Linked DNA regions of Homo sapiens: region 2 is linked to region 1. Evidence: chromatin contacts called from ENCODE Hi-C or POLR2A ChIA-PET data. All regions are on one chromosome and are shown on one strand. The core of a region is the stretch at or near the end of the contact, and the rest is flanking DNA. Distances in the headings are between cores, read along the strand shown.

The links. A loop is a pair of places that touch in the nucleus more often than their neighbours do. ChIA-PET counts read pairs that join two places held with the same protein, here RNA polymerase II (POLR2A). Pooled maps may share reads with other maps.
Region 2: a pooled map shows a loop between it and region 1 (4-fold over the local background). The contact joins the promoter of MANEAL here to the promoter of OSCP1 in region 1. A Hi-C loop is called at or near these places in 1 of 168 maps with a recorded cell type or tissue (aorta) and 11 of 50 pooled maps. POLR2A ChIA-PET finds 5 or more read pairs at or near these places in 2 of 52 experiments (GM12878 and Panc1).

Annotation. Positions count from the first base shown.
Region 1 is chr1:36,448,191-36,452,575 of GRCh38, forward strand. OSCP1 (organic solute carrier partner 1) reads right to left here and starts at 2,261. Exons shown (of 10, transcript NM_145047.5): 1 at 2,068-2,261. The coding sequence starts at 2,179. LOC107984940 (a long non-coding RNA gene) reads left to right here. Exons shown (of 3, transcript XR_001737976.2): 3 at 1,268-1,375. RefSeq lists a silencer at 2,387-2,656.
Region 2 is chr1:37,791,427-37,796,141 of GRCh38, forward strand. MANEAL (mannosidase endo-alpha like) reads left to right here and starts at 2,421. Exons shown (of 4, transcript NM_001113482.2): 1 at 2,421-3,306; 2 at 4,311-4,420. The coding sequence starts at 2,757. RefSeq lists silencers at 2,328-2,377, 2,638-2,757.

The sequences.
Region 1 (4,385 bases), core at 1,011-3,510:
AAAGCTGGAATTGGGATCCAGGTCTGTAAGACTCTAGAGAGTATGTTCTTAATTGCTAATTTACACTATCTTCCAAGATGCAGACTACCTACCAGTCTGAGGACTCCAGCATGTCACCTCATTGGTGCCACTAGCCTGAATGAAATCAGATCACACAGGCACCAAGGAAAACAGAACCCTCTCAAAGGAAAAATGACAATGCTATATAAAACTGCCAATTTAGATAATCAGTTCAAAAAACATTTTGTGATCACTAATTTATTCTGGTCTAGGAATTATGGTAGGTGCTGGAGTACAAAGATGAATAAGACAATCAAGCGGGAGATAGACATATACACAGATCATTTCAGTATAGCATGGCCAGTGGTAAGGTACTGAGGAGCAGGCATGGGGTGCTATGGGAGCACAGGCTGCTATGAGAGCATGCACAGGCCCTTTCTGCATATGGGGAGGATTCCTGAAGGAGATGATTCTTAAGCCGAATAATGCAGGATTGAAGGGGAAGAATGTAGGGATGGGAATTACTAGCACAGAAATACGAACAAACATGGTTTAAGCGGAGATCTATGAGCAGTTTGGTATTATTGGGAAACAGGAGGCAGGCAGTGGTGGAAGAAGGGACTGCAGAGGAAGACAGAGATCAGATAAGGAAGGGCCCTGAAATGGCCTGTGCAAGGACTTGGTCTTAACCCAGATGGCAGTGGAAAGCTGACAAAGGGTTTTAGGCAGGGGCAAGTTTGGACAGATACACATTTTAGAAAGCTCATTGGCGGCAATGTGCAGAATGAATGGAGGGGGTATGTTATAGGGAGTTATTTTTAGCTCTTTATGCATGGACTTGCACTCAGTCACACACACACAATAGTTAATATCTGAATATGTATGCTTAGCATCTGAATATGTATGTTGAACATCAATTGAGCATACAAAGATTAATGGAGAGAATGTTTTAATTGGCGGCCATGTCAATTGCCTTTTCAACTTTTCCTCCTCCACTTTGAAATATAATATTTCCTTCATACTTAATCCTAGGAAATTTGGTATAAGCAAGTTGTTTGCCGAGAAGGGAGGAAAAGAGGAAAAGGAACAGAGTGGCAGAGTGTTCTGAGTCGTCATTTTTCTGGGGATTAGTGTGGTGTCCATGGGAGGCAGATTTTGCATTTTCGAAGCTCTCATATAATTATTTTCACAATTGTATTCCCCTCCAACACTTGTGAGGAGATTTATAACTTTCTTATTTTTTTCATATTTATCTATATTATTTTAGAACACCAAATTTCTAGAAATACTTCTGAGATGAGTAAGACCAATCTCCAGCTTATGTGGGAAGATACTACCATAAAGAAATTAAGAATCTGAACCTGGGCTGGACGCGGTGGCTCACGCCTATAATCCCAGCACTTTGGGAGGCCGAGGGGGGCAGATCGTTTGAGTCCAGGAATTGAAGACCAGCCTGGGAAACATGGTGAAACCCCATCTCTACTAAAAATACAAAAATTAGCTGGGTGTGGTGGTGCATGCCTGTAATCCCAGCTACTTGGGAGGCTGAGGCACGAGAATCGCTGGAACCCAGGAGGCAGAGGTTGCAGTGAGCCGAGATCGTGCCACACACTCCAGCCTGGGCGACAGAGCGAGACCCTGTCTCAAAAAAAAAAAAAAAAAAAAAAAAAAAAAAAAATCAGAACCTGTTCCTTGGGGGTAAAGAGGATGCTTGGACTAGCAAGGGGTATGATACTAGATGGTGGGCAGCTGGGACTCCTACATTTGGAAGGCACTGATTGACAAGAGAGACTGGGAAATCACCTCTCCCATTTGAAGAGATGGGGAAATTAGGGAGGTCAGGCACCCTAGTGTCCACTGGGAGTATTAAGTTCCTCTGCTGTGAAAAAAGCTTTTGGGGGGATTTGACTCCCGAGGGGCTCCAAATGGATGTGGCTTGTAAGAAAGGTCCCTGGTTATAAGAGTGAAGTGTGTAGGGGTGCGGGTCTGGCTGTGGGTGTTAGGGCGATGATGAGAGGGCCGGGCTGCTGGCTGCGGGTCTGGCTGAGCGGGCCGGGGGCCTCTCACCTTTGCGGGCCTTGTCTCCCGGGATGTTCTGGGCCCGCAGCCGTTGGTCGAGGATGTAAAGCATCTCCCCGCCCAAGTTCAAGAAGAGCAGCGGTAGCGTCCGCACCGACATGGTGCTGGAAACGAGCTGGACTGGTGAAGAGCCCCGGGGTTCGGTAGCCAGTGGCCTGAAGGCCAGGCCGCAGCGTCCCAATAGTCCGGTTGCTGGGGCAACGCCGTGACGGGAAGAGCGAGCCAATCAGAAGGCGGTTTGGTGGGAGGTGCCCTGAAGACGGGAGCTAATTGGTCTGGGTGGTGGACCGTCCCGGGGGGATTGGTCCGAGCCAGAGGCCGGCGCGGCGTTGGGCGCGGCTGGGGAGCTGTGCTTCTGAGAGTAGGTTTCCCTCGAAAGGGCGAGGGCCGGGCCAGGGCTGGGGGTGGTCTCGACACAGCCAGCCCGGCGCTTGGGACCCCGGCCGCTGGCGCGGGGCCTCAGGTTCCTATAACAGAGGAAAGCCCAGGCAGAACGGCATTAGAGCAGGCTCGGGTCAGACGGACCTGGGTTGGAATCACGGCTCGTGATTTCTTGCTGTGTGACTTCGGGCAGGGTTTGAGCCTTGGCTTCCTCTTACGTAACATGGAGCTGGCACTCACATCACAGGGCGGCTGAGAGGAATCAGTCAGATCATGGAAAGGCCCCGAAAGCACTCAATAAAAATGGTAACTGACTTTTCTTTTAGACGAGGGAAGGATCAGAAGTCCTGAGTCGTTTGCATCGCCTCCCAAAAGTTTACTTGAAGTGAAGCCCCTCCTGGTTTCATACTCCATGAAGCAAACCAGTCCCGTCCGTCCCCGTGTGTCCAGTTCCCAGAGGATGCGCCTGGGGGCTCTGGGAAGTTCCCTCCTCGACGCTGTTCCGAAGGCCTCCCAACCATTTCTTTTTTCTTTTTTTTTTTTTTTTGAGACGGATTTTGCCCTTGTCGCTCAGGCTGGAGTGCAGTGGCGCCATCTCGGCTCATTGCAACTTCCGCCTTCAGGGTTCAAGCGATTCTCCTGCCTCAGCCTCCCGAGTAGCTGGGATTACAGGCGCCCGCCACCATGCCCGGCTAATTTTTGTATTTTTAGTAGAGACGGGGTTTCACCATGTTGGCCAGGCTGGTCTGGAACTCCTGACCTCAGGTGATCTGCCCGCCTGGGCCTCCCAAAGTGCTGAGATTACAGGCGTGAGCTATCACGCCCGGCCCCAACCATTTCTCTTTGAGGGCAGCGACTCCCTTCCTTACCTCCATCTTAAGCTCCAGGATTACTTTTTGCCATCTGCTGTATATTTTTACTCTGATGAACAACCATTTCTGTAAATTTCAGTACTTCCAAAACCTACTAATTATCTTTCCCTCCAGCTACTCAAACTTGAAACTTGGGCCTTGGCTTCCAAATCTGTTTCCCAGGGTCTTTTATCAGTCATCATATTATGCTTTTTCCTCCAACACCTTTCTTACATTCATCCCTTCATTTGTTTTTCTGTCTGCATTGCTATGTTCCTCTGTATCACTGTTCTTTTCTCTCTTCTACCTTGCACTGGCTGCTAAGCTAAATGTCAGAAGACATCACTTTTTTTTTTTTGAGATGGAGTTTCACTCTTGTCGCGCAGGCTGGTGTGCAATGGCACGATCTCGGCTTACTGCAACCTCCGCCTCCTGGTTTCAAGCGATTCTTCTGCCTCAGCCTCCTGAGTAAGCTGGGATTACAGGCATGGACCAGGGCACCATGCCCGGCTAATTTTGTATTTTTAGTAGAGATGGGGTTTCACCATGTTGGCCAGGCTGGTCTCGAACTCCTGACCTCAGGTGATCTGCCCGCCTCGGCCTCCCAAAGTGTTGGGATTACAGGCATGAGCCACTGCGCCCGGCCAGCATCACTGTCAACATGACACATCCCTTCAGTGGTTTCCTACTCTTTGCCAGATCACAGTCTAGATGCCTTGGCATGGCATTCCAGGCTCTCCACAGGCTCCAGCTACCTTTTTTTTTTTTTTTTTTTTAAAGAGATAGGGGTCTTACTTTGTTGCCCAAGGTTGGAATGCAGTGGCACCCTGGTGGCTCACTGCAGCCTAGAACTCCTAGCCTCAAGTGATTCTTCCACCTCAGACTCCTTAGTTGTTGGGATTTCAGGTGAGAGCCACCATACCCGGCCAACTACCTTTTTAAAGCCATCTCCTGCACCTGGCCACCTCCTCTCCCCCAGTCCAGTTGAACTTGTCAGCAGGCTGCCTCTTCCTCATTACCACACCACTGAAAAGTCTTGTCCTGCCATAACTGAGCCCAAGTCCTTCCCATATT
Region 2 (4,715 bases), core at 1,171-3,670, 1.3 Mb after region 1:
AAATGACTGGAATTGATGCCCTTTGGGTCAGTATTCATGATTGGTCCAGTGGAAGATGGGAAGCTATCATTGGACTAATTTTGACCACTAGGTCAGAGTACTAGCCCTGGGTCAAACTGTCAAGGCCAGGTGGCAGTGTCAAGGACTCCAGGCATGGCCAACAGGGGACACAATTGTTTCAGGGCATCCCAGAAATAGTGGGATGACTGGGAGCTGGGGAAACCTTCCCACTATTTTTCCAAAACCTTCACCACCCATTCCCTGTTCTCTTAGTTCCTCGTTAATGATTCTTTCTGTTTCCTTCTTAGACTCTCTCCTTCCTCTGCCTGTCCCAGAAATGCTGGTGTTCCTGAGAGTGCCGTCCTTACCCGTTTTCTTCTCTTTCTTTCTTTCTTTCTTTTCTTTCTTTCTTTCTTTCTTTTTTTGAGACAGAGTCTCGCTCTGTCACCCGGGCTGGAGTGCAGTGGCGTGATCTCGGCTCACTGCAACCTCCGCCTCCTGGGTTCAAGTAATTCTCCTGCCTCAGCCTCCCAAGTAGCTGGGACTACAGGCGCCTGCCACCTCGCCTGGCTAATTTCTTGTATTTTAGTAGAGATGGTGGTTTCATCGTGTTGCCCAGGCTGGTCGCAAACGCCTGAGCTCAGGTAATCCACCTGCCTTGGCCTCTCAAAGTGCTGGATTACAGGCTTGAGCCACTGCACCCAGCCTCTTCTCACTCTTTCTATTCCCAGAGTCACCTCACTCTTTGGTAGACATGGTATTCTCTCCAACATTTAACCCACTCCACAAATGTAATCTCATCTAGTCATGGTAATTCTATCCCCCTCGGCAATAATTTGTCTGGCATAAAAAGGCCTAAACCAGATTAGACCAAGGAGATTCAATGAGATGTTTGTTTAGGACTTCTGGGAAAGAGAAATCAGTCTTACCCTTGCCTGTGGAATGGGAAGAGCAGTCAATAGCCATAGCAGCCATTTTGTGGCATGAGGGGAACTGGGTTTGTATATGAAGTCAGTGGTGGGGAGAGTAGAGCAGTGAGACGGGAACATCTCAGGTTCCTAATGACATTGTTGGATCAGAGAAAATACCCACTCTGCCCTGCCACTGGGCTCCTTGCTTTGCAAGTTGATACACTGGCATATTCCTTAAGTCAGGCTGAATCGGGTATGGGCGACCTGGAGCTGAAGGCATTCCACTTCATTCACATTTACCACCATAAGGTCTCTCAAGCTCACTTTCCTCGGCTGCAGGTCTACCAACACTTCCCAAGCTCCCTGCTCCTCTTCCTGGGTTCCCTACAATTCATTTTACTTAACCAATAAGAACTGGGTGCCCGCCATCATCCCAAGCTCTGTTTTAGACATGCAGACAGGGAATGAAACAAAGTTGCTGTCATTGCGGACCACTGAAGGAGGCATATGATAAACAAAACTATCTTCTGAATAAATGAAGTAATGAATAATGCAGTGTAGGAACTCTATCAATAGCGAGTGAAAAGCTTATTATCTACAGACTATCACACCAGGGGCTGGTACTCACTTAAACGGCACTAGGAAGTGAGTGTCAGATGCTGTTCCGGCAGCCCTTGGCGTCTAACAAGGTAAATAAGACGGGGCCTGTCCTCTGGAGCCCAGAATCCAGGAAGAAAGGCGCACATGTATTGAGCGCTTGCTTTTCAGGCCCCGTGGAAGTGCTTTACGGGAACCATCTCATTTAATCCTCCCTGACTCTAGGAGGTTCTCCCAGGAGAGACCGCTCCAGACGACATCAGGCCTACAAGCCAAGAAATGCAGCAGGCCTCTAGAAACTGAGAAAGACCCCCAGATGACAGCCAGCAAGCAAATGGGGGCCTTAGCCCTGCAATTGTATGGAACTGAATTCTGCCATTGAGCTGGACGTAGATCCGTTCCTAGAGCCTCCAGAAAGGAGTGTAACCTGCCAACGCCTTAATTTTGGCTTCGTGAGATTCCAACCAGAGAACTCACTAAGCCACACTGCGACCCGGCAGGCTGGGCAGTGCAGCGAGCTCTGGAGAGTGCGCCCTGACCCGGGGTCCAGGCCCGGTCAGTGTGACCTTGCGCGAGTCACGGTCGTCCTCCGCCCGCCAGGCCCCGGACGGCGTCTGCAGGGTCCGATTCCTGGGGATTTCCCGACGCCCCTTCCCCCGAGGTTCAGGGGCTGCCTGGGGTGCCGGGGAGGGGGGCCGAGGGATGGGGGACCTGGGGCTAGAAGGGTGGCACTGAGACCCGTAGGGAGGGGGCCAGTGAAGTGAGTAAAGGTGGATCGACGAAGAAGGAAATCCTTGGGGAGAGAACCACCGACGCGCGCTTCTTTCCCCCCCCCGCCCCGCCTCCGCCCCCGCCCCCGCCGCGCCGCCTCTCTCCCGCGCTCCGGAAGGCCTGCGTCCCCGCTCCCCAGCCAGGCGCCACCACCTGCCGCCCAGGCAGCCAGGCGACTCTTCTTTCGCGGGTCACGCGGCCTGACTCAGGCCCCTGCTCCTGTGGCCCCGAAACTCGCCGTTCGCTGGGCCTTGCGTTGCACTCGGCGTGCAGTTCCCCCTCGGCTCGCGGCCACTTGGTCCGCGCCGCCTGCGTCCTGTGTGCCGAGCCCGCCCGCACTGCGGGGACAGGCCGGGCGCCGCCCACGCCGCGCTCTGCCGGGCGCACAGTCTGCCTGGGAAGCGCGCGGCCGGGCGGGCGGCCATGGCGCGGCACGCTGGGAGGTAGCGCGGCGGCTGCAGGAGCGCACAGTCGGCCATGGCCCGGCGGCGGCGCCGCGCCTGCATCGCTCTGTTCCTGGTGCTGCTCTTCGCCTTCGGCACCCTCATGGGTCTGCGCACGCTCAAGGCTCCGGACGGACTCCCGGCGCTGGGCCCGGGCCTGGAGCTGGCGCCCTTTGAGCGACGCCCAGAGGGGGCCCCCGCGCCCGCTGCCAGGGCCCCGGCAGCCCCTGCCGCGCCGCCCCCGCCGCCGCCGCCGCCCCGCACCGCGGACCCTGGCGGCTCCCCTGGGCCGGCACCCGCGGAGGCCGAGCCCGCCCCCGTGCAGAGCCTGCGCGTCTACTCGGACCTGCACGCCTTCTACTACTCGTGGTACGGGAGCCCGCGGCGCGAGGGCCACTACATTCACTGGGACCACGTCATGGTGCCGCACTGGGACCCCAAGATCTCGGCCAGCTACCCCCGCGGCCGCCACAGCCCCCCAGACGACTTGGGCTCCAGCTTCTACCCGGAGCTGGGGCCCTACAGCTCCCGGGACCCCGAAGTGCTGCGGGAGCATATGACCCAGCTCAAGGAAGCCGCCATCGGTGAGCGCCCCCCACCCCGGGCGGCCCTGCCCCCCAGCCTCACCCTTCCTCCTTCCCACACCCCAGCTCCCTCTGGTCCTGTCACCGGCCCTTTGGTCCCACTTATCCGCCAGCCTGGCTTCTTAGCTGTTCCCTCCCACTCTCATCCTGGGCCCACCATGCGACACCGCCCCTCCGTCTAGTATTCAGACCCCCCAGCTGGGCCCTTCCATCCCTAACATCCAGGGCCCTTCCCATAGGGCGGAACTGCTAGGAGTTTGCACCAGGAGAGGGAGGCAGAGTCTTCAAATTTGTTGGGCGATGGGAAGTGAGGCCTGGAGTCCTGGCCCGCAGGTTCTGGGGTTCAGAGGAGTGGAACTTAGGGCGGCCTCTGCTTTCATGGCAGGTACAGGGTAGAGCAGCAGCCGTTCCTGCTTTTGCTGGCTGCAGAGAGGAAAGTGTGCCCGTGTTCCATGAAGGCCTCTGCTCTATTTGCAGTTGGAGGTAGTGTTGGGGGTTTAGAGGCTTTTCATCAAGCACCCAGCTGGAGGGAAGGTCCCAGGGCGCCTCCTTCGTAGGCTATGGAGGGGAGGCTCACTTATTTCGGATTTCGTCACTGAATTTTGCTGGATTTTACAGATGGCCTCTGCTCAGGGCTCTTCTCCATGCGGGACGTTAGGGTTAGGGGTGCTTCTCTTCTTCAGAGGTAGGCCTGTGGCTTCCAGGTGGGTGTGGCACTGTCCTCCCATTCCCTTTGTTCTACTACTTGCTGAGGCAGTCTAAAGCCTGGCTCCCTTCCGGCCTGGCGCGCTACGGTTCCCGCAGGCGCTCCGCTTCAGCACCGCGGGCGTGGACAGCTCCGGGGCGCGAGGCTCTGGGACTCATCTGCAGGAAGTGAACCTGGCAGGAGGCTTGCTTCAGGTTTTTAGGAACCATTTTTGCAATTGGAGATGTTTGTGAGGAAAAAAATCTCTGTTGAGGGGGGTACTGTGTGTCTCTGAAGTGGCCTCTGTGTTGCGTCTCAGGCGTCCTGGTCCTGTCCTGGTACCCACCTGGCATGGCTGATGATAACGGGGAGCCCTCAGATGACCTGGTGCCCGCCATTCTGGACACCGCCCATCAGTACAGCATCCAGGTGAGTCTCCAAGAAGAGGCCACGTGCTCTCTGCCCTATTCTGGAGAGTTGCTCTCCTCCGCCCACAGGGTTAGTGCCTCTACAGAAGTTCTTGGCAGTAGCCCAAAGGGATAACAAATATGTGGCAAGTGTGGTTTTGGGGGAGGGTTCAGATAAATGGTGCCTATGTTGCTCTTAGTTTTTTGAATTCTAAGAAAACTGAGAAAACTAAATATAGGACCAAGAGAAGACTAAATAATTATCACTTTTGTTAAATAATAATAGAGGTTAGGTTGTAAACCCTGGTGGAAAAAGG